3 separate regions of the Homo sapiens genome follow, and regions 2 and 3 are each linked to region 1. The links are chromatin loops, found by intact Hi-C in ENCODE. Cell type or tissue: chondrocyte. All regions are shown on one strand. Links, peaks and the distances in the headings refer to the core of each region. The heading gives the core; the rest is flanking DNA.

Region 1 (8,376 bases), core at 2,307-7,306:
TCCCACCGGCTGTCGCACATCACACAGCTGGAAGGGCATGTTCCTGCAGCACCATGGCAGCCAACGGCCTCAGCCAGCAGTAAGATCTTGGGGACCAGAGGAGATATGCTAACACAAAACACTGCACACCTGGCTGTCCCCAGGAGAACCTGGCCAGCCAGTGCATCAGCCAGCCCACCAACAGGCTCCTCATACCCTTGTCATCCTGGAGGGCCCAAGTTTAATGCCTGGGGGCAAGGTCACAACACTCTCAGAGCCAGTCACCCTCAGCACCATCTGCACTGATTGGAAACATTGCGAACAAGAAGCTCCCATAACTTATTAACTCCCAAGAAAACTAACAGAGAAAAAGGATTCAGGACAAAACCAGGCAGTTGAAAATAAATACACAAATAGCCAATAAATACGAAAATTTCAACTCTCTAATAACTTAAGAGATACAAATTAAAACAATGGGATACCATTTCACTCATCTAATTGGGAAAGAATGAGAAAATGCCCAGCGCTAGAAGGAGGAAAGAAGAAAGGGATGGGGAGAAAGAAACAGATGAATGAATAGATATGAAACAGCATCTATAAATTGGTAAAATAAACTTTCCAGAAGAAAAGTAGAAATACGCACTCAAAGCCTGTAAAAGTACGTGCCTTTCCCAGGTGATGTCACTTCCAGGAATTTGTTCTAAAGATCAGTAAGAATTTTGCACTGGTTTAATATAATCAATAATCTTTACATATTTTATATGTGTATATTCTATATATAATCTTTATATAAAGACTTAAAGATATTATTTACAGCACTGTTTACTGTGGAAAAAATTGGGGTTAACTTAAGATACTGGTTAGTCATGGTTTAGACATGAGCAGGAATATGATGCAGTCTTTTCTGTTGTCTAAAAATATTACTGACATGAAAAAACACTCGCAATACATGATAAGTTAGAGGGGAAGCCGGCTACACCATGACATGCCTATTTGACCCAAATTCTGTAACACAAGAATGCGTGCATCATACAGGCACACAAAAGACCGGAAGGCCAGAGGCAACATTTAACAGTGGCTCACCTTTGGACAGGAGAGCTACCAATGGTGTTGGCCCTTCTTTGTGCTTGGCTGTGGTTTCTAAATTTCCTACGATGACACTGTGTTAGCTTAGAATCCAAAAAAGCCCCATCATTATTTAATCAGGAAGCACAAATGGGATGAAAACCTTCTCCCTCAGATATAATTAACACGACAGACAATCTGTGCCGAACATAACTGTGGCACCAGCATCATGACAAGTGCCAATAAGATGACCAGAAACACCAAGAAGGGGTCGGACAGAGAAAGTTTGTTCTGGCACAGGCATCCAGAATGACTTTGTAGAAGAGGGAGCTGTCTAAGAAGGTCCTCAGGATAGGGCAGATTCTCAGAGAAAGCATTTCAGGTAGGGGAAGCCACAAACTAGGGAAACACAGGCCAAAGAAAGCGTGGGCCGAGGGCATGAGCAGCGGGCCATCTACGCTCACGTCTGAAGGAACTCGGGGCTCTGGGCTGAGCACACTGCTGGGAGCGGGGATGAGCTGTGTTTCTCTGGATTTTTCAAGCTCATGCGGACGACAGTGGAATTGACGCAATACTGACGTAGGTAAAGGCGTTGCTAAGTTCGTAGTGGCACCGTGTTGCTTGCTGTCTTCTCCTCATATGAAAATTCATCTCCATTTACCGCCCCCTGTAAACCCCTTCCGATCCCAGCACTGGCTTTTCCGCTGCATTCTAAGGTGGCCAAGGACTCTTGCTCTCCTCCACGTGAAACACCCTAACCCTCTGCGTAGCTCCTCCCTCCCCACGGCAGGTCCTGTGGAAGGAGAGGCCAAAGTCGAAGCTAAGTGGGAAAAGGGTGGTCCCATGAACAGAACTAGGGAATTGGAAGTACATACTGCAGCTGGTTTGGTGAGGAACAGATGAATCACTGGAATTCAGGTAAAAATGTTTGGAGAAGTATAAGGGCTGCAAAATGAGGAAAAGCCACCAGGTCAAGATCAAGACCATATGGCCCCTCGCGCACACACACCAGGGTCCTGTCCCTAAGCACTGGGGACTGACCATCTGTGGCAAATGGTGAATGACAAAAATTCTGAGAGAACCTAAGGCAGTTTTCCAACCCAATATCTTAAAATGCCAAAGAATTCTGACCTGCAGTATTTAACTCAAAGCGCTCTTGTATTCAATGCATTTCATCTTGATAGGTAAGCAGAAAAGGTATCATGCCCATTTTACAGATGAAATAACCGATGCTTGGAAAAGTTAAATGACTTGCCCAAAAGCTCACAAATGCAGTAGGTGGCAGAACCCAGGCTGGACTCAGCTCCCCAGACGCCATTTTCCCCACAAACCAAACCATGGTGTTATGGTGCTACATTGAGGTTGTCATAAGGCTTTGCTGTTATTTTGACAACAGCGGCTCCCTATGGAGATAGATGCTACAGTAACAAATATTAACCATAAAGTGGGTAAGTGGGAAGCTGTGCACAGAAGGAAGAGCCACACGGACCCTCTGGACAAGCAGCAAGTTCAGCCCCATCACGGTGGGGAGGGCACAACAGCAAGTCCAGTAAGGCCCAGGTCAGTGTGGCCCTTCCAAGGACACCCCAGTTCAACCAAAACTCTGGCGCTGCCACTCACCTCCAGACAAGCATCTGCTGCATCTGAACTTGAATCCATGCTTGGGGTGTAAGGCAGCACCCCTTCTTTGCCAAGTGGAGCTGGCAGAAGCAGGCAGGCTGACACCCCAGGGAAGGCAGAGGCAGCCTCTGTAGTGCCAGCAGCCCAGGACTGCAGGATGAGGCCTGGTGAGGGCATGTCCTCCAGACCTACCCTGTGCCTGGTTGAGGCCTCTGATTCTCTGGAGCTATGTGTGTGAGGAGGCAGCCACCCTCTGCAGAGGGCAAATGAGCACAGAAGTGAGTCTTTAACGCTCATGTTAACCAACCAGTCCTCCCTGGTTAAACAGCTGCTGTGAAGGGCAGCAGGAAGGATCCTAGGATGAAAGGGGAAAACTGCTCTGCACCTTGATTGTGTTGGTGGTCACACCACCGCACAGACCTAGGCGTACACGAATGAGTGTGTCACGCTGCTGAGACCCGCTAAGGTCTGTGTCCAGGATACGACAGTGTGCTAGTCACACGAGATGCCACCATCAGGGAGGCTGAGCAAAGGCTCAGAGGCTGAGAACACAGACCTCTATATTCTCTCACAGCTACTTGTGAATGTACAATAATCTCAAAATAAAAAGTTAAATAAGATTACATACCACACGTGCTTATTGTCTACTGTACTAGATAGTGCAGCTCCAGAGAGCTGTGTTCCCACTGAGCTAAAGAAACCTCCCGCCCATGCTTGTGGGCTCTTCCCCTCACCTAACCCACAGCTGGCACACTTGATTTGGGGGAGCTGGGGGCACTTCTGTGCTCCAGAGAAGATGGGTGTGGGGCCGAGGTCATGGGGCAAGGGTAAGGACAGGATCTTATGATAAATGAGGGATTCATTAAAAGACCGTGTACCCCTAAGCAGAGAAGGATCCTGCAACTCACTGTAGCAGGCTGGAGAGGCGGCCATGCTGTTGCTGGGACACCTCCCCGCCTCAATCCTCTGCAGACACCCTGGAAATCCTACTCCAAAGGTCAGAGCAGCACAGCGAGAGGGGGCTGTTGGACTTGCCTCCCCAGAGACAGGGGAGGGAACACCCGCCCTGCGCCCAAGATAGGCACACAGTTAGGGGTGCGGGCTCCCACTCCGCCGTTAGGAGCCTTTCCCACAACTCTGAGAACCGGGGTGCGAAGAAAGAAAGGGCGAAAGGGCCGCTCAACTCCCAGAGAGTAGCCAGCGAAAGACTCGAGGGGCCCCCTCCCGCAGGACCCCGAACAACTGCAGCACCTCCTCAGCCCGCGGGGTCCACCAAGGAGACCCTCACAAACAATAGCATCTGCGGCGAAGGAACCACCCCCGCAAAGGGCAGAAGCGCCAGATCCTACCAGCCAATTACCCAGACGCGCATCGCGACCCGCAAGTTCGGGCACGCTCCGCCCGGGCGCAGGCAGCGGGAGGGGCCGGGCACGCCCGTGGGGGTGGTCTGGGTACGGGTCTGATCCGGGGGCGCGCTCGGGAGGGGTCTGGGTCTGAGCCGGGGGCGCGCCCGGGGGAGTGGGCTGGGTCTGGGGCGGGGGCGCGTCCGGAGGTGGGGGAGTCTGGGGTGGGGGCGCGCCCGTGGGGGTGGGGTGGGGTGTCTGGCCCGGGGACGCGCCCGGGGAGGCGTGGTCTGGGTCTGGGCCGGGGGAGAGCCGGGTGCGTGCTCTGGGTCTGCGCGGGGGAGCGCGCCTGGTGCCTAGATGTTTGGTACCGAGCGGGTGGGGGACGCCGGGCTCGGAGCCGGCGGCAAGTCTCCTCCTGGCAGGTAACAAGCCTCCTTTGCAGCCTTGAAGGCGCCTTGGCCAGGGCCATCCCACGGCCCGGGCCCCCAGAGCCCCCCCACGGCCCCGAATCCGAGCAGCCCCTGGCCCTCAACTCGCCCCGGAAAGGCCGCCCTCCCCTCCAATGTGTGGCGCGCCCCGATCGCCTCTCACTCGTGGAACAAAAGAGCAGCTCCCGCGGAGCGGGTCCAGAGTCTGCCCGGACTGTCCGATGGCCCTCGGCCCTCTGAGCGCCGCGGCTGCCGGGCTTTGTGTCCGCGCGGGGGGCGGGAAGGACGGCCGGGGTCCCCAGTGCGCGTCCCGCGGAGCGGCGCGCGGCGCCCGAACTGGAAAGTTGTCGCCGGCGCCTGTCGCCTCCACGCCGCCCCAGTCCCCCTCCGCGGGGCGCCCCATTCATTAGCCAGGAGACTGGGCGCAGGGCCGCCGGGGCGGGCGGGGGGCTTACCTTGCTCTTGACTTCCACTGCGCTGCAATCGTAGAATCGCAAGGTCTGAGACTTGTGAAAACTTCGGTTCATGGTTTCGGCCCCGGTCAGCCTCGCCGTCGCCCTCGCTCCTCAGGGGCCGCAGAAAGACTCCCGGGGGCGGCGCCCCCAGGCCCCGGCCCCGGCCCCGGCCCGCGCTCGCTTGGCCGGCGGGCTGCTCCCGGTGCTGCGGGCCCGAGCTGGGCTGGCCGCGCGCCTCAGGGACTCCAGGGGCCGCGCGCGGGAGGAGCGCGGGGGACGCCGGCGCGCGCCGCCCCACCTCCCGGCGCCCGCGCCCGCGCCCCGCCCCGCCCCCGAGCCCCGGAGGACCCGCCCATATCCCCGCCCACAGCCCCGCCCCGCGCTCCGGAGGACCCGCCACACCACGCCCCCACGCTGCAGCTCCGCGTCGGATCGCCAGTGGGTGCGCGCCCTCCTGTCCACAATCCCAGAGCCTGGGGAAAGGAGCATCGCGGCCAGCCCAAGGCGTCTCGTTTTGATTGCCTCCACCGAGCAACCTAGGATAGGGGTTGATTTTTGCCATTGTTTTGGGTAATATTCAAGTGAAGAATGCTAACGAGAACCACTGGAGACCTGATCCCAAAAGGCATCACCTGTCAGTACTAATTGTCAAGTTGCTGATGGCCTGGGAGAAGGGTTTTATCAAATAGGCTTAGAGCAGCCTGGCCAATACGGTGAAACACTATCTCTACTAAAAATACAAAATTAGCCGGGTGTGGTGGGGGGGGTGCCTGTAATCCCAGCTAATGGGGAGGCTGAGACAGGAGAATCGCTTGAACCCGGGAGGCGGAGGCTGCAGTGAGCCGAGATCGCATCACTGTACTCCAGCCCGGGAGGCAGAGCGAGACTCCGTCTCAAAAAATAAAAAATAAAAATAAAGGCTTAGAGGGCTTTATTAGATAGCCTATCTCTAGGGAGAGGATCAGAAGCACCTGCCTGATGCGAAAGGAGACTTTTTCTAAGGCAGCTAGAAAAAGAGAACCTGTTAAGACAAAGAATCAATTACTAGCAGCATCAATGAATATTTACCAATCAAGAGGCCTCTGAAACGGGCTTGCTGAAACCAAAGATACAATCCTTGCCCTTGAGGAATTTGTGATGAAGTTCAGAAGACAAGACAGTTTTTAAAAAATCATTTTGAAGTATACTATGAATTGTAATCTACAAGCCATATAATTATAAATCTCACCATACATTCATTGCAAAAGAAACCTGCAGAATATAAAGAAGTGAAAAAACCTGTAAAAATTACCTGTAGTCATGCTACTCAGCAATCAACTGTATTAACCTTTGGTGTATTTTATTTTCACTTATTTTTCTGCATATATATTTGTATATTTTACAAAGTTGTGACCATGCTGTTTATCTCGTTTTACAACTTGCACTTTTCACCTTGTGCTATATAATGAACTTTTTCTTCTTCTAAAAACAGGATCTTGCTATGTCGCCCATGTTGTAGTGCAATGCCATAATCACAGCTCACTGCAGCCTCAAACTCCTTGGCTCAAGCAATCCTTCCACCTCAGCCTCTTGAGGACCACAGATTTGTGCCACCACACAGACTAATTTTATTTTTATTTTTGTTTTTTGTAAAGATGGGGGTCTCTTTATGTTGTCCAGGCTTGTCTCAAACTCCTGGCCTCAAGCAATGCTTCCACCTCTGCCTCCCAGATGTGAGCCACTATACTCGGCCAGAACGGTTTTATTAAATGTTCTTAGAGAAGATGTTTTCTAAAAGGTGCTTATATGAATATAGGCATAATTTATAATCATTTCATTATTGTTGGATATTTAAGATGTTTCCACTGTTAAGCTTTTATATCACACTGTTTTAAAAATTTGCTTATATTCAATGTTTTAAATGGACTTCTAAAATTAGAACTACTAGGCCACAAACTACACACCTCTAAAGCCTTTAACACAAATTACTTTCATAGAAATCTGATTTTCCTTTATTTTTGCTAAGTATTTACCCTGTTATATGCTGGGACTTAGTGCCAGGGAGTACCATTACAAAGCCACTGAGTTATAATCACTGCCCTTTAGAGAAATGCTAGGCTGGCCAGAGGACCGGATATGTAAACAGAGTTCCAAAACAAGGCACGTGCGCAGTAAGTAAGCAAGCAAACAAAAAATGCCAAGAGACACACACTTGGCAAGCAGACTGTGGACAGAGGTGCTGCCATTCTTTCAAGGGAAATTTCCTAAACTGAATGCAAATCTTTGGATTTGAGAAAAGTCACAGGCTCAATGCTGACTGCAAGTTGCCCATTACAGTGGGCAACATTGTTTTGTGGTTAGAAGAGGCTCAGTAATATCCTGAGGGAGGAGCTCCAACTGTCACATTTTAAGAAATGCAGGGACAAAGGAGTATGTGGAGGAATGAACAGCACTGTAGGCAATGAAGGTGGGAGTGGGGTCCACCCAGTAAGCTCGGGGCTTTGGAGTGGGAAGACGCCTTTTAAAGGAAAGGCTGGAAGGCTACGGAATTTCAAGTAGCCCTAGACTTGGCTCTGGACCAGGTTGATGAGAGTGAGATCACTTTGTCAATGCCTGTGGCTCAGAGTGTGGTGTAAGGCCCAAAATCTGCTCCACCTGGCACTTGTTAGCAATACCCCACCCAGACCCACTGAATCAGAATCCGCACTTGAACAAGATCCCCAGGTGATTCATGTCCACACTGAAGTTTGAGAGGTGCTGCTCCTTTATCTTAATCATCTGTTGCTCCACAGTTCTTGATTGGCATGATCTGCAGGCAAAAGCAGGAGGAAAGGCTGGGAAAGCTTGCTGTTGCGTGTGGAGCTTGAGTTTCCAGCTGAGACTTGAACTGGATTTGCTAGGGCTTTGAGCTCTAGGTTCAGGCGGGTATAGACCAAAAAAAAATTAACTGAGCCTTCAGCTGGAAAGGCTTTTACACAGTACAGCAGCCAGATTGGAAAAAACAAAAGCCCTCTCCTACCAGACACAGTGGCTCACACCTGTAATCCCAACACACTGGGAGGCTGAGGCTGGAGGATTGCTTGAGGCCAGGAGTTTGAGACTAGCCTAGGCAACATGGTGAAACCCTGTCTCTCCAAAAAAAAAAAAAAATTAGCTGGGCATGGTGGGACACACCTATAGTCCCAGCTACTCAGGCGGCCAAGGTGGGAGAATTGCTTGAGCCCAGGAGGTCGAGGCTGCAGTGGGCTATGATTGTGCCACTGCACTCCAGCCTGGGTGACAGAGAGAGACCTCATCTAAGCAAAAAGAAGGGAGTGGGGGAGGAAAAGGAAAAGAAGAAAGAAAGAGAAAAGAAAGGAGAGAGAGAAAAGACTCCTCAGATCCTGGCCTGATAGCCTGCCTTTTCACACAACTGGGGGTCATGGGAGCCTCTGAGAGGCTGACTTGTTTCAGACAGAAAATGAGAGAGAAAATAGGAATGGGTAGGGGTTAAATCTTCCTCAA
Region 2 (8,376 bases), core at 1,852-6,851, 50 kb before region 1:
AGTACACAGGCGCTGGGAGAAGCAGCCAGGGGAGGAGGGTCGGCCTCACGCATGGCCTGGGGAAGGGTCCAGGAGCTCCCCAGAGACTCAACAAACTCCATCAGCAAGGGAAAATTCTTTCATGCTTTCTGAAAAAGTGTAATCCCTCACCCTTTGATTTGAAATTTCTAGCAAGACCATAGATATATCAGTTATAAACATGCCCCAAGGACATTTTGTAGAAATTTATACTTTTAGGTACAGAGCTGTTTTTTGGAGTCTGGCTTCAATGCAACAAAAATACAAAATGCTTTAATGGGTACAGAGTTTCAGTTTGGGAAGATTAAAACATTCTGGAGACAGATGATGGCGATGTTTGTACAATGTACCTAATGTACTTAATGCCCCTAAACTATATACCTAAAGATTGTCAAAATAGAACATTCTACATTACATATATTTTACCAGTATAAAAAGTAAGTCATTAATATTTGATACTGGTTAATGTCTTGGTGTTGACACTTTGCTCCACCCAGCATGTGGCTCCGAGTGGAACTGCTGAGGAGTGCTGGCAGGAAGTACTGGCAGGAAGGCGGGAATGCCCAGCATCCCTGCCACACACCATCATGAGGAGTAAACGGCTCCAACTCCAACAGCACCTCTCACCCCAACTCTGCCTGTGTGTGTCAAGTGCCACAAAAACAGTCGGGATTTCTGGAAGCCTGAGTACAGGTGGGATGTGCTGCACATGGTGACCTCCAGGCTGAATCATTTTCCAACAGGAGGGGATGGAAAGTACAGAGATATGGGGCAAAAACAGGAAAAGAAACTGCTGTGCAAGAGGAAATCCAAATCTTGCTTACGTTTCTGGAAAAGAAAAAAGTTCACAGTGGAAATTTTTATGTCTCTGGACTCCAAACTAATATAGGTATACAATTTCTACAACGAGCTACTTTTCATTAGTGTATATTGAACAGGGATCCTCCTGGCCACAGAAAACAACACGGCCTTAATGTGACAGCGCCACTCAATCCATCCTCGGTGCTGAGCACAAGCAAGCGAAATGTGAATTCATTAGTGTGAGGTGCGTGCCTGTCGCTACCTCTGCATCCTCTACGTAAATAAAGGTGCCAAATGGGCCCTAACTCATGGATACATGAACTAAATTTCAAACTTTAGCTGAGAACTTATTCACAATGTTTGACCTTTCTTGAAGCCTCAGTGTCATCATGTATAAAAGGAGGAAACTTATACAACTTGGTTTATTGTGAGAGTCACACGATAATTTTAGAAATCCTTGGTTAGCAGTAGAACATTACGTGTTTCTGAGAACATTCTAAATGTTCTCAGGCAGAGGTTCATAAACGTCAACGTGCATGAGCTATGGACATTCACCCCCCCGAGATCTTAGTTCCGTGGGGTAGGGGTGAGCTCTGGACTTTGCATATTTCATAATCCTGGCTCCAAAATACTAGTGCAGGAGGATCCTAGGCCACGTGGGGAATTATTTCTAAGGGTTCCTGAAGTAACAATGGTAACAGAGGTGAATTTTAGGAAGTAAAGGATGTGAACTAGGAAAGAGATGGACATAACTGAGGGGGGAAATGATACCCATGGGAACAGAGAAACCTGCGTGTGAGGTGTCAGCATGAGGAGACCAGGGGCTCAAGTGAGCCCCTCCGAGGGGATGGCTGTGCTGCAGCAGAGATATGACTAGAGACAACCCTCCTGGGCCGACTGCTAGAGAACAGCAGCGCCACTGTTGCGTCTCACTGTGTGGCTGGGGAATAAAACGGCAGGAGGAGGAGGGGACAGGAAACCAGCTCTGCCAGCCAGAGTCCCACCTTGGACGAATCACTTGAGCTCGAGATGATCATTGGCCTAATATGAAAAGAAAGCCCCAACCTGTGCCTCCACGCTTGGCCTCAGTTCCATCAAACTGCACCCACACAAATGTGTTAATCATCACACAAGCCACTCTGACATGACAGAAACAATGACATGGCCATTTTTACCACACAACACTCTGGCCAACTGACAGGTACAATCTGCTCACGGGCAGCATCCTTTTTGCTAGACTTGAACTCTGCAGACCTGCAGCTCCTCATCCACCGAGGCCAGGCTGACAGGAGCGTCCATGAATACAAAATGCCAGGTGCTTGGAGCAGGCGGGAATCCCTGTTCCCAGGGTGGGCAGCCATGTACCTGGCCCCCCTCGGTGCTATTCCGGCAGGAAAGCAGCCTCCCCCTGCACCTCAGGCCAGACCCTTGCCGGCCTTCACTGCAGCATTCAAGAGGGAAAATTCAAAGATCAGGAGTTCCTGTCCCACACAATAAGAGTCTTCAAAGATACATATATATATATATATATATATATACACACATTTTTTTTTCTTTTTTTTTCTGACCAGGTGCGATGGCTCCATAATCTCAGCACTTTGGGAGGCTGAGGTGGACGGATCACCTGAGGTCAGGAGTTCCAGACTGGCCAAAATGGTGAAACCCTGTCTCTACTAAAAATACAAAAAAATCAGCCAGGCGTGGTGGCGCGTGCCTGTAGTCCCAGCTACTCAGGAGGCTGAGGCAGGAGAATCGCTTGAACCTGGGAGGTGGCCGTGTCAGTGAGCTGAGATGGCACCAGTGCACTCCAGCCTGGGCAACAGAGCGAGACTCCATCTCAAGAAAAAAAAAAGTAAACTTTTTTTTTTTAAAGTAAAAAAGAACCAATTCAAACGTTACTCTAGAGCCCTGCAAAAGAGTGGTCCCCTGGCAATATATATATTTTAGTTCAAAATACTCATACCTTTTAACCCAGCAAGAACATTTCTACCAGTTTCCCTTAAAGACAGAACCTGACAAGTATTTTAAAATATACAACATAGTTTATAATAAAATTGTAACAATTTAAATAACAATTAATAAGGACTTGGTTATACTTTGTTAGAGCTGTGTAACTGATATGTCCACCATTGATGTATGTCTACATACATCTACAAAAAGACAAAAAATATGGTGGTAGGTTAAAATAATTGCTATGCCATGTATATTATGACCCTGTTTGTGTAAAACTACGTCCAACTAACCACGTCTACAGTGAGAGGCCTGGAATGATTCTGCCAAAATGCAAAAGTCATTGCCTCGGGGTGGTGGGATTGCTTCCATGTCATCCAAATCTTGTTTTACAAATATGTTTTAAACAGAAGAGCTTTTTTAAAAACAACAAAGTTTTATGAAGAATTTAATGATGGATATGCTTATGATATGTTAGGTCTTTAAAGATAATCCAAATTATAAATACATTATGGGTTTAAATTTAAGAAAAGTAAGAAAATCACAGACTCCAAGCAATATAAACTCTCACCATTTACATACAAGGTGTTTTGCTGGGACTACAGGAGAATACAAGTTAGTCATCTGTTTCCCTCTCTGTTCCCATTGGCTCAATTGGAAGAGAATCAAGGCAGAGAGCAGGGCGGCTGCTCACAGCGCCTGCAGGGCTCGGCTTCATGTGGGCGCCCTGGAGGACAACCCTGGATTCTTCTGGAGGGGGGCCTCTGGCTCTGTTTCTTTTTGACAAGCTACATCAGCACATTTTCTCCTCCCTCAACACACTCCTACTCTAGCGTGAACGCGGCTGCAGGAATTTCATCTTCTCCACATTCCCACGGTGGAGTGGGAGACTTTTTTCTTTTATTAAAAAAAAAAAAAAAAAAAAAAAAAAAGAAAATCCTCCAAACACACAAACTTCCAGGAATCTGTGGCAATTAAAGCAGCAAACATGTCTCATGGAAAACCTCCTACCCCAGAGGGCAAAGCCCACGTTCTGTCTGTTCCCATAAGCACATGGACACAGTGAGGCTAATTCAGCAAAAATATACCTCTTCCCTGCCCCCAAGAAACAAAACCTCAAGCCCCTAGGCGGTGTCCGAGGAAAGAGACTACAATGGGGCGTGGAATGCAGAAATTGAATTCTGACGGCTTAACTGAGGGCTTCCTGATGAGCAGTGAACCCTCAATTTAAAAACCAAACATACCTCTAGCTATTTCCCTAAGAATCCAAGAAAAACAATTATAAGCAGGATTTCTATGCTTGATACTTGAAAATCCTGCCAGTGTCCATAACAAGATTCTCAATCATTCCATACCCCTTCCTTTTTCTAGTAACTCACTTAAGTGAAATCAGAGCAAAATACACCCCATCGGGCAAATTCTGATAAATCAAATAGTTTACAACTGTGTTCTCCTCATTCTAGGAACCCAAAAGAATGCCCAGAATGCCAAGAACAGTGAACAGCCATACGCAAACGGGCAATACTGATGTTAGCTTTAAAAGTAAGGAGTTCAGAGTGCTCTGTGCTGAACATCTTTCGGTGTAATTAAGCCTTCATATTCCTGAGGAGGAGCTACTAAGACACCCTACCAAGTCCTGGGCTGTGCCTGGAGGTGAGTAACCACACTGCAGGGTATGCTAGCATTTGCAGAGTTTATTTGATGGATAAGCAGGGAAAAGTTACTGTTTGCACTTCCTGTTTATCCTGCTAAAAATAGAGATGCTCCAAGTATCAACTTGGTTGTGCATTCTCTGGCAAGGGCCAGCTTCCCAAAACATTCCTGCACCCTTGGGGAGGCAGGGGAACAGAGAAGCGGGTCCTTAACACTTAACACATTCTGTATTTACAACCTAAATACGCAGACTCAAGTCCAGACCCTCTCATCGTGGCCAATCCATTCTGGTAACTGCTGTTCTTCTCACTTAAATGGGCACAGCGATACAGAGAAGGGCAAAGACAGCTGTCATGTGTCCAAGGGAAAAGCCCATGGCTTTTCACAGTCCCTGGCCAGATGCAGCAGAAGCCTAGCAAATAAAGAAGAAAGGCAGTGAAGGCCTAAGGCTGGGTCCTTTTGCCCCCAAATGCCATGTAGTCGTTGAGAGAACGTCCGGAGAGAACGTCCGGATCATCCCAGGAGAATGAAAAACAAGTCATTCCTGGCCTGTCGTCTGAGCCTCAAATGCAGCCTCTCTGCAAGTGGGGCTCTTAACCTGGTATAAGCCGAGAGCCCTTTAGCAATCTGATGATGCTAGGGAACACCTTTCTCAAAATAACGTTCCTAAAGGCATAAAATAAAGCACAGGGGATTATAGAGGAAATTATTTTGAAGACAATTATCAGAATAGTAAAACAAATGTGTGACAGATTACTTTTCTTATTCATGCATTAAATAACAATATGTACCGTTGTTTTTAAATAATGATTACTGTAAATGATATTTAGGATATTGGAATGCAACTACCACAGGATATGAAAATATCTCATTTTTATTGGTAACAAAGTGACAGGCCCAGCTAGTCCCATTGGGCTGTGCTGAGTGCCTTCCCAGTGAGGACAGGGAGACAGCTGGGGATGCCACACTCCTGTGCCCACCTGGGGCACTCACCAGGCTTGGAGCCCTCTCAGAGAAGCACAGGAAGTTTCCTATTACCAGGGGAAGAGAGGATTTTTTTTTAAAGTTTTGAACAAATATGTTTATTAAAAAGTCAAAGTATTCACATATGGAGAATGGCTGAATTTTGGAAATAAAGGCTGGAGATAAACCCAGAAAACCTTACCCAGGGCCATGGCTCAGATCCAGGGGTCTGATCATCAGCCTGTCCGCCCTGGTAAGGTAGACAGTCCTTTCTATTTTTAACAGCTTTATTCCGAAATAATTCACATAAACTTCACCCATTTAAAGTGTAGAATTCAATGGTTGTTGGTATTTATGCAAATCTCTAGTTCTAGAACATTTCTATCACTCCAGAAAGAAACCCCCTCCCTCCCAATTCTCCCCACCTCTCAGCCCCTGGCAACCATGAGTCTATGGATTTGCCCATTCTGGACTTTTCACATTACAGAGGATTCTTGTCACGTGTAGTAGTTTGTTCTCTAAAGTTGACATGGTCACTGAATTACTGAGCATAGAACCATTGCTTCCGGGGGACACAGGGTTAGGTTCCTGTTAGCCTCTGGTCACAACATTTCATCAATACACAGTCCTTGAATAATGAGAATCAACTTCCAAAGTCATCATACAATATGGGAACTTTTATGTCCGGCTTCTCTCACTCTTAAACATACGGTTTCTGAGGTTCATCCATCTGTAGCATGTGTCAGCGCATCATTTTTCATGGCTCGATAACATTCCACTGCATGACTAGACACACACGCACATGCGCACACTTTTTTATCCATTTATCAGCTGATGGACGCGTGGGCTGTTCTCGCCTTATGGATATTGTGAATAATGTTACTATGAACATTCGTGTACTTTTTGTGTGGGTGCATTTTTCCATGTGCTAGTATTTTGCTGAAGGGTTTTTACATCTACATTCATAAAGGAATGCTGTTCTGTAGTTTATCACTGTGTCTTTGTATGGTTTGGAGGAAGAGATTATTTTAAGCAACAGATTAATTTTTCTTTTTTTCTGAGACGGAGTTTCGCTCTGTCACCCAGGCTGGAGGGCAGTGGTGCAATCTTGGCTCACTGCAACCTCTGCCTCCTGGGTTCAAGCGATTTCTCCTGCCTCAGCCTCACGAGTAGCTGGGACTACAGGCACATGCCACTACACCTGGATGATTTATATATTTTTTAGTAGAGATAGGGTTTCACCATGTTGGCCAGGCTTGTCTCGAACTCCTGACCTCAAGTGATCCACCCGCCTCGGCCTCCCAAAGTGCTGGGATTACAGGCGTGAGCCACCATGCCTGGCTGAGCAACAGATTAATTTTTTAAAACATAATTGTGGGTTTATTCCAACATGTATTAGGAGAATGCTGACTTTTCCTCTGTGATAGTAAATTCCCTCTTAACATATATTTAAATAAAATACGTCCGTGTACAGAAAGTTATTAAGTAAATGACACAGTGGGTACGGCTGCAGTAGAATCTTGAAAATAGCATGACCGTGACTGACCCCTCGACACCCCTGCTGCAGTAAAAAGGCTGTGGGATTGAGTGTTGCCTCTCAGGGGCCTCAGCTCTGCCCCAAACGCAAACACACAGATTATGAAACATCAGCACAGATTACTATGCAGGGAGGGTGCCTGACTGTGCACCGGAAACAACTGCCCCTGACTGCCACCTGGAATGTCGTCATCTTTACAGTCAAATCCACTGAGGACAGCGAGAGGCAGCTCTGATTTTCCCAAAGACAGGACCGAGGGGCCAGTGAAGGGCTTGTCATCAGCAGATGTCGCTGTTAAGCTCTGACAACAACCCCAGAGACAGGCACTACCACCCGTGCCACAGATGAGGACGGTAGAGCTCTGCGGGATGAGGCGTGTGTTTGTGTCACAAAGCCAGGGAGAAGGTGGGGTCTGAGTTCAGGTCTCCCTAGCTCCACACTGTAACATGACAGAGGAAGGCAGGGGCTGCTGGCGACACGCTCACGCTATAACCACGAGAGACTGAGAAACCCTGAGCCAGCTAGTTAAACTGGGCTACTACTCTGAGGGCAGAGGAAGAAGGAAAAATAAATGATGAAGACTGAACACAGGGCCCCAGCCAGCAAGCTGGAAAGAGGCAGAGTGTCCGAGCTGCTGCTGGAGGTTAGCACGTTCCCATGGGCAACACACAAGCCCACTTTCTGGTCCCAGCCCAGCTTTGATGCATCCCCAGTAGAGGGTGCCAAGACGCCTGGGGCCCACCTCCAAAGGGCACAGTGCCTTCTGCTGGCCTTCACCCCAGCTCCACAGTCAGCGGGACAAAAAGACTTGTTTCCTGCACGATGGGCAACAAAGCCTGTGCGCACATCTGCAGTTTACACACCTTCTTCACACCATTGCTCACCCCACACCATGTGAGCAAATGCTGTGACCTGGGATGGCAGGGGCACAGCCAGGAACACACCCCCACCCTACGCTCCTGGTCGGGTGGAGACAGACGGCAAACCAGCTCTGGGAGCAATGGACAGAGCCCAGAGGAAGCCGAGTAAGAGGACAGAGGACGACAGGCAGAGGGGAACACGGGCTCATCAGATCAAGCAGCTGAGACCAGGCCTTCCTGAGAAGGCAGCCTGTGAACAGATACAGACACCCAGGCAATGTGAAGGGGTAGAGAGTTCCAGGGCAGGGGGCAGGGGGCACAGGCCTCCATTCCAGGACCAGCCAAGCAGCAAGCAGCCACTGCAGAGGGCAGCATACAGAGGACCGAGGTGTGGCACGCTGGAGGCTGTGCAGAGCCATGCAGAGACAGCGAGGGTCCTTGCCCCCAGCAACCCCGAAGGACTGATGTGGAAGCTGAAGCTCAGCCCGTCCCCCAGGCCACTGTGAGGAAGTGACAGCTGTGTTGACTTCTCAGCACCGTCAGCAGGATACCCAGGCCCAGTGAGAACTGCAGATGCAGAGTGTTCTGATCTTG
Region 3 (8,376 bases), core at 2,168-7,167, 75 kb before region 1:
CAGGATAACACATGGGCAGTGTTGCGTGTGGATGTGTGTGCAGGATAACACATGGGCAGTGCTGAGGACAGGGCACGGCTCTTCATGCAGCAGCTCACTCAGGGCAGCAAGCTTGGAGCAGGTACTCCTGGGGACAGGGACACAGGCTCAGGGATTCAGGGCCCCGGAATGGCCTGGACAGGGAAGGTCTTTTGTGTAACCCCCATGACAGGCAAGGCAGCAGCAACGCTCCACCATGTTTCCAGACAGACTTGGGGTCCTGGGAGGAGGCGCTGCAGAGGGTGGAGCTGGGGCCATGAGATGTACCCAGGCCTGTCCTCTCTTCCTCCCCCAGCGTCTCTGATGCTCTGAGCCACGTAGGGAGGACGACCATGGGAACATGGCCTAAGATGAACGCCCAGGGGATTTCTGAGCAGCAGGGAGTGTATCCCCTCATGGTGCAGCACCTCTCAGCAGCAGGCACACAGACCACCCTGTACAAAGGCAGGTTCTGAACCCCTGGGCCTGGGGTGCAGCTCAAGGACACTCAGGTGAGGTTGATGCCATGGGTTCATAAACTAATTCTGAATGACAGGAGGTTGATGAGCTAAGTAATGTCTACCACTGTCAAATGGCTGTGTAAGCTGAAAGATGAACACGTTCATAGGCAGGGGGCAAAAGAGCCAGTGGCTCCGTGGAGGAAACGGGCCGACACCCCACTTGGAGGAGGGCCAGCAAGTGCATGCGACTCTGGTTCTTCCTGAACTCTTGAAGAGATGGGCCGGCCGTGGTCTGCACCCTGAACCCCCTCCCCAGCATCCAAGGGCCCAGGGTGCGTTTGGTGCCAACCACCCCGCCTGCTTCCAGTGAGCTGCAGCTCAGGTGAGAGAACACACAACCTCAGCCTGTCTGCAGTGGGAGGTGCAGGAAGTACTGCCCGCATGCAGCTGCGGTGGTATGGGGACGAGGTGACTGAATTTCAGACAACAATCCGTTTCTCCATCTCTTTAAATATGAACCCTTGCATATGGACTTCATTAGTGAAAAATTCCAAACTTTCTTAGAAATAAAATTTGTTTTAAAGAATACCCCATTTCTAAAATTCCAACTTTGATTTCTAAAATACCTTTTTACAAGAAAAAAATTGTCACTGCTTCTTTTTCAAGCAATATGTTAAATCTGGTATTTTCCACAAAGTAAACAATTCAAGGAGTCACATTTTTTAGGCAACTGTCTAACCACCCTCTCTCCCCATATCCTGTTTTCAGTCAAATTATGTTTGTGTGTGTGTGTGTGTGTGTGTGTGTGTGTGTGTATGTATATGTATAAACTTTTTTTTTTTTGGAGACAGTCTCGCTCTGTCACCCAGGCTGGAGTGCAATGGCACAATCTCGGCTCACTACAGCCTCCACCTCCCAGCAATTCTCATGCTTCAGCCTCCTGAGTAGCTGGGATTACAGATGTGAACCACCACACCCAGCCGTCAAATTAAATTATATTTTCTTCTTCCATTTCTATTTTGAAGTATCCGTAACAAGAGGGGAAATTGAAGTCTGGTCCTATGAAGCTCTCACGGTTACAAGTTTTCAAACTAAAGATTTTCTAAGAAATATTTTCTTACAAATAACCCCTTCTGTTACATAAGGGCTTGACCTGATTTATTAAAACTATCCTGACTCTCTGGCGAGGAAGGGTGGGAACTGCTGAAGGTGCCTCTTCCAAAGGTTTCCAGGGTCCTTCTCTCGGATGGAGCCTGTCCAACTGCACTCTGGGGAAGGGAGAGAAACAGGAAGGCGTCGCCTTCACGCTCCGGTCACTCAGGAAGGTGGCTGTGCATGCCTGAGAGCTTGCACCGGGGTGGAGGTAGCCACGGTCCCGAGACACGCCCTCTGCCCACACCTCCCTACCAGCCTGGCCAGACGCCTGGGGTGCCCAGTCGTCTTCATGGTGGCAGCTGCAGAAGTAATGACAACTCATGGGCATTTGGAGAACGCACCAGGCCCACGCTCAACATTGCATTTGATTCCTGCGAGCGCTCAACAAGGGAAGCACCAGACAGATGCTGAAATTTAGGCATGGCAGCACTGCTTTGCCTCCCTTGGCAGCACAGGGCTGCAGAAGGACTCAGAATTGCGGGGAACCCTCTGCCTCAAGGCGCTCCACCAGGACACAGACACCCCCTCAGCGGCCCCTCTGCTTTTTCTTCAGAATCTGATACATCTGGCCTGGACGGGAGATGGTGCCCTCGGGCGCCAGAGTGTGGGGTCCTCTTCACAGCCACTCCCACCCCAATTCCTGATCTTCCGAGTTTCCTGGCTCACAGTGTTCCTTGTTCTCAAACCGCTCGCTTCACTGCTTCCGATTCAACTTCATTACCTAAAGTGAGAGATACAGCTTCTTTCTTTCCCTCTCAGGATCAATGACTCGGTTTTAGGTCACCATGGAGAGGGGATTCAGAGCTCACGCATCCGCCACACTTGATTTCAGGAGATGAGTGGCTGCGAGTCACCCTGCTGTGAGCCGCCATGGTCCCCTGGTGAATTGCCCAGGCCAAACGCCATGGCCTCACCTGCTCACGGGCAAAGCAGCTGCCAGCTTAAATGGTAAGAAATTAGTAAAGGAAGGAAGGAAGGAGGGAAGAAGCCGGAAGGGAGAGCACGTCTCCGTCCCTCGATGACGGCATCAGGACACACCACGTCGGAGACTTCAGCTGCCAGATGAGCACGGCCTATTAGGGCCTCGTCCGGTCCCCGCTTATCCAAGGGTGGTTAAGACCAAATTCCTTCCCCATAATTAAACAGCATGTAGACACATACAAAAATACCGCAGAAGAACTACACCACTGGGTCAAAACACATGCCAGAACAATATTTCATTTTAAAAGACAACATAAATGTCAACATTTAAAAAGCCTGCCACATAAGGTGAAAAACAAAACCTGTTGTGTACTGACTAGTCTCAGAACTCCTTGGCAGTTTTATCTTTTCCAGAAAACTCTGTCTTCAAACCCCAAGACCTGTCTCCTTGTGGCATCCTCCACAGGCTTGGTCTACAGCATGCATCCTCAGGGGATTCTTCCAGGCTTACCTGGCCACGATCCCCAGCACAGAACAGCTCAAGATCACCGTCTACCCCCATCTGCCAGAGCAAATCTATTTTCCACCAAGAGCAGGACTGTCGGCTGTCAGTCACCAAGGACACCCAGGTTGATAGTTGGAGGCGACCAGCACATTCTGATGAAGTAGGTGATGGTGCCTGCCCCAGGACCTGTGTGCACTGCAACAGGCAGCCTGCAGGGCGTGTGCCAGAGGCCAGGGCCTGAGCAACAGACACAGCGCTGCCCAGTGGGCCCTGCACCCTTGCAGTGAGGGGCAGCCTCAACCAACGAAAACACCACACACTAAGTCCTAGTTTCCATCTAAGAAGTGTTTTCTGGAACTTTAAGCAACATTTTATTTCCACAGATGTGGGGAAAAGGGAACCCTATGGTGCATAATTATTAACTTACTTTAGGGTCCTGTTTCTGGACTCAGTGGACTCAAGTGTAGCCAGGTCCAATCTGTGCACTTGCCTCTGGAATGTTCTGCCAACACCCTTTCCCCAGTTTTGCTGGGGAAGGCTGCAGGCAAGGAGAGGAGGCTATTCCTGGCCCTGACCCAGGAGGAGAGACGGGAAAGGAATGAGCAGACTTGAGCTTAAATTTTCATTGGAAGTATTTAAGAAACACCTCATGTTGGTCCTGGTTCTCTATTATTTCTCTCTATTAAAAATACCACCCCAAGTAATCTGTACTCACTATAGAAAAACTGGAAGTAAAAGTAATAATTAAAAAAATCCCTGAAGCCATAACTCACTCTTCTATTACTATAGTCAGCATTTGCTGTGCCTCGTCCAACAAGCTGGGGTCGCCTCAGGAAAGAAGACTCTACCGTGCCCACTGCCCTCCCTCCAAGTCCTCCTCCTGTGGCGTCCCTCGTCGGGTAGTGCTGCCTTTTGGGAAGTCACTCTGGGTGGGGGTCTCCACCCTCCTGGGAAGTCTCCGGAACAGAAAGCAGGAGACACCGGCGCATCCAGGCCCCATCCCTCCCCGAATTCACGGGCAGCCAGCAGGGGGCGCCACAGCAGCGCAGCAACAGGCACCCGGTTGCCGGCATCACCGGCCCACGCTCGTTCCCTGTGCATTTTGTTTAAAATTTTTGAGAGAAAATTTACATAACATAAAATTAACCATTTTAAAGTGTACAACTCAGTAGCTTTAGCGTGTTCACAATAGAGTGGAACCATTACCGCTAATTACAGCACATTTCCATCACCCTAAAAGAAAAAGTCCGTTTCTCCCAATGCCTTCCTCTCCTCAGCCCCACACCCATTAATCTACTTTCTGTCTCTGTGGATTTTCCTGCCCTGGACACTTCATATAAATGGAATCTTACAACACGTGGCCTGTGTCTGGCTTTCTTTCACTTAGCATCATGTGTTCAAGGTCATCCACATTGTATAAGGAGTTCAGTATTCCATTGTGTTGATATACCACATTTATTCATCCATTAATTTAATTTGGGTTGTTTCTAGTTTCGGGCTATTGTGAATAATGCTGTTGTGAACACTTATGTACATCTGATACGTGTTATATCAAATGTTCATTTGAAAAGGGGGAAGAACGATAGCGTGTTTCTCTTTTGGTTTGGATGTTCAGTCTGGGCTTTCCAGAGACGCAGAACCAAGTTTTTGTGTGGACACGTTTTCCCTTCTGCTGGATATACACCTAGGGGTGGAATTACTGCTCATATGTCTAACTGTTTGAGGAACTGCCAGACTGTTTTCTACAGCGGTTGAAACATTTTCTATTCCCCCCAGCAGTTCTGAGGGTTACGATTTCTCCACATTCTTGACAATACTTGTTTCTGTCTGTCATTATCAGCCATCACAGTGGGTGTGAAGCGGTGTCTCACTGTGGTTTGCATTTCCCTGATGACTGGTGATGCTAAGCATCTTTTCATGTGCTTATTGGCCACTTGAATATCTTTTTTGGAGAGATGTCTATTCAGATCCTTTGCCCATTTTCAACTGGGTTGGGTTGTATGTCTTTTTTTTTTTTTTTTTGAGACAGAGTTTCAGTCTGTTGCCCGAGCTGGAATGCAGTGAGGTGATCTCAGCTCACTGCAACCTCTGCCTCCCAGGCTCAGGCCATTTCTGAGGCTGAGTGCCTCAACCTCCCAAGTAGTTGGAATTACAGGTGCCCACTACCGTGCCTGGCTAATTTTTGCATTTTTAGCAGAGACGGTTTTGCCAGGTTGGCCAGGCTGGTCTTGAACTCCTGACCTCAAGTGATCTGCCTGCCTCGTTCTCCCAAAGTGCTGGGATTACAGACATGCACCACCATGCCCAGCTGGGTTGTCTTTTCTATTGACGTGAGTATTCTTTACATATTCCGAATAAGAGTCTCTTCTAAGAAACATGACTTACAAATGCTTTTGTCCATTTTGTGAGGGGTTCTGTTTTCTCAATAGCGTCCATTGACGTACAGCAGGTTTTAATTTTGATGAAGTCCAATTTATCTAATTTTTCTTTTTTGCTTGTGCTTTTGTTGTTATATTTAAGAAATCATTGCCTAATGCGAAGTCACATCCCTGTGCCATTCTAAGTAAAGTAGCAAATAACATTATCTGTTGCTCTGGTAAAAACAAGCACACAAAAAACCAGAAACATAAATGTCACCATATGCTTGGACCCAGGCTTATGAGAACATTTCCATCGGCCTTGGAGAAGTGAGCCCTGAATATCAGGCATTATTAGTTGTCTGGAACCAGCATGATGTAAAAATGAACAAACCAACTACCCAATGTAGAAAGTCCTTATTAAGAAATTAAGTACCACCATGTTCAGCCACTAGGTTCCCAACATCATGAGCATGTGATGCACACTAGGAAGCACGTTGCTTGGGGCTATGGAAAAAGTTTGTCGTGGAGGACAAAGACAAGACTCAGAACTACAAGGGCAGGGGTCACAGCTGGATACCAACCCAACCTGCTTGGAAAGGGGCAAACGCGGCCGTGCACGGTGGCTCACGTCTGTAATCCCAGAACTTTGGGAGGCCGAAGTGAGTGGATCATTTGAGGTCAGGCGTTTGAGAGCAGCTCGGCCAACATGGTGAGACCTCATCTCTACTAAAAATGCAAAAATTAGCCAGGCATGGTGGCGAGCGCCTGTAATCCCAGCTACTCGGGAGGCTGAGGGAGGAAAATCGCTTGAACCCAGGAGGCGGAGGTTGCAGTGAGCCGAGATTGTGCCACTGCACTCCAATCTAGGTGTCAGAGCAAGACTTCATCTAAAAAAAAAAGGGGGCAAACCCTGGGGAGACCCCACCTGGGAAGGGGAAGAAGGCAAACACTGATGCTTTTTTCTGTTAAATGAATTTCTTCAAACAATGGCTCTTTCCTAAAAACCCCTCAAAGTAAAAATAAAGCGAACCCAGACACACTTTTCTCTGCCAAAAGGAAATGGTGTCTCAGCTGGAGGTGGCTCTGGAGCTGCTCCCCAGCAAGTTTGCTCAGCCTCCTTCAAAGCGCATGGCTACTGCCTCACAGAAGCCACTGAGTTATTAGTCCTGGGGCAGTTTCCAGGTCACAACAGGTCACTAATGCCCGAATTGCCTTGGCTTTGTGGCTTCAGGATACAGGGAAAGGCATTCAGTCTGTAGAGTTAGGGAAGCTTTGCCCTATCCCAGAGCCACCGCCCACTGCCTGGACCAGTGCTGAGCCCAGTGTTGACATCTATAAAATGGGATGTACCACCCTCACTCCACAGGGCTCCTGTAAAACCCCAAGGCTGTGCCTAGAGCCCTCACCTTTTGTGCTGCAGCAAGTTCACAGCCAAGCCTGTTCTTTCCAGGCCCTGTATCCTCTCCAGGTCCACGAACCAAGGGCTGACGTGGAGGCTGAACTCCCACCTCCTCAGGAAAGTCCCAGAGGCTCCATAAAACCTTCCCACCTATTTCCTCCTTGGTCTTCCCAGACCTTGAGGCCAATGACGACTTCCTTTGACAGAGAGGGGAACTGAGGCTGGAGGCCGCTAGGTGACAGCAGGGTGATCGACAACTCCTGGGCTCAAGCAATCCTCTCACCTCAGCCTCCCAAAGTGCTGGGATTACAGGCATGAACCACCGCACCTGCCCACAAGTGCTTTTAATCACGTTTTCCACTATGTCCACCTGGAAGAACTCAGTGCACTGAGAAAAGACTCATGGATGCAGCCCACATTTAGTTCACACTCAGGGGTAACAGCATTATCCAGGAGCTCCGACTCCAGCACTGGGTGATGCAGGAGGATAACCTCCCAAAACCCATGCCCCTTTGCCAAAGTAAAAAATGTTCATTGTAGGCTGGGTGCGGTGGCTCACGCCTGTAATCCCAGCACTTTGGGAGGCCGAGGCGGGCGGATCACGAGGTCAGGAGATCGAGACCATCCTGGCTAACACGGTGAAACCCCGTCTCTACTAAAAATACAAAAAATTAGCCGGGCTTGGTGGCGGGCGCCTGTAGTCCCAGCTACTCGAGAGGCTGAGGCAGGAGAATGGCGTGAACCCGGGAGGCGGAGAGTGAGCCGAGATTGTACCACTGCACTCCAGCCTGGGCGACAGAGCCAGACTCCATCTCAAAAAATAAAAAAAAAAATGTCCATTGTAAAAAAACATGATCTCTCATGCATTTGTCTGTTCATTCCTAACCAATGCTCAGGGAGAGCACCCAACAGAGGCCAGGCTGGGATCAGAAGACTAAACAGACTGGAGAAAATGGATTAAACAAAGCAGAAAGAAAATGCCCCATAATCCTTCTTCCTAACAGTCTAGTACACACTTCCCCAGACTATTTAGTGCAACTAACACATGCTAGATGGGAAACACATAACACTTTAATAATTGTTTTGCTGCAGAAGTGTGAACATAATGTGTGTCTTAGCTCCAGCGGCCATAACAAAATACCACAGATGGTGCAGCTTAAACTATGCACATTTATTTCTAACAGTTCTGGAGGCTGGAAAGTCCCATATCAAGGTCCGGCTTGTAACAGTTTCTGGGGAGGGCTCTCTTCCCGGCTTACAGACAGCTGCCTTCTTCCTGTATCCCCACGTGGCAGGGAGACCGAGATCTCTGGTGCCTCCTCCTCTGCTTACGACACAGTCTGATTAGGTCAGGGCTTCGTCCTTACGATCTTATTTAACCTTCATCACCCCCTAAAGACACTGTCTCCAGATACAGTCAGACTGAGGGCTAGGACTTCGACATCAGAACCTGGGGTGACGTATCGATTCAGTGCACTACGCACACTGTTCCGTAATTGTTCTCTTGCTGAGTGTATCTGAGTCACGTTCTCTGTCAGGGCACAACCCTCGTTCCAC

The links. A loop is a pair of places that touch in the nucleus more often than their neighbours do. Peaks named below come from ENCODE experiments on the same cell type or tissue, not always from the same donor. Only the 100,000 strongest peaks of a DNase experiment are listed, where the experiment ranks them.
Region 2: it touches region 1 in a loop (2.8-fold over the local background); 5 of 110 quality-filtered maps call a loop at or near these places.
Region 3: it touches region 1 in a loop (2.3-fold over the local background); 9 of 110 quality-filtered maps call a loop at or near these places.

Annotation. Positions count from the first base shown.
Region 1 is chr18:80,242,384-80,250,759 of GRCh38, forward strand. It overlaps PARD6G (par-6 family cell polarity regulator gamma), which reads right to left and starts at 5,131. Exons shown (of 3, transcript NM_032510.4): 1 at 4,894-5,131. The coding sequence starts at 4,965. RefSeq lists enhancers at 3,269-3,770, 3,771-4,270 and a silencer at 5,297-5,356. In chondrocyte, for the core only: a CTCF peak has its summit at 5,403; DNase peaks (open chromatin) are centred at 4,049 and 5,311.
Region 2 is chr18:80,193,217-80,201,592 of GRCh38, forward strand. The region is part of intron 2 of PARD6G (par-6 family cell polarity regulator gamma); the gene reads right to left. Among named protein-coding and RNA genes, the nearest start is that of PARD6G-AS1, 49 kb to the left of the region's middle. In chondrocyte, for the core only: no CTCF peak of the experiment used is centred there; no DNase peak of the experiment used is centred there.
Region 3 is chr18:80,167,315-80,175,690 of GRCh38, forward strand. The region is part of intron 2 of PARD6G (par-6 family cell polarity regulator gamma); the gene reads right to left. All of the region lies in intron 1 of PARD6G-AS1 (PARD6G antisense RNA 1), which reads left to right. Among named protein-coding and RNA genes, the nearest start is that of PARD6G-AS1, 24 kb to the left of the region's middle. In chondrocyte, for the core only: a CTCF peak has its summit at 4,082 (motif pointing right); no DNase peak of the experiment used is centred there.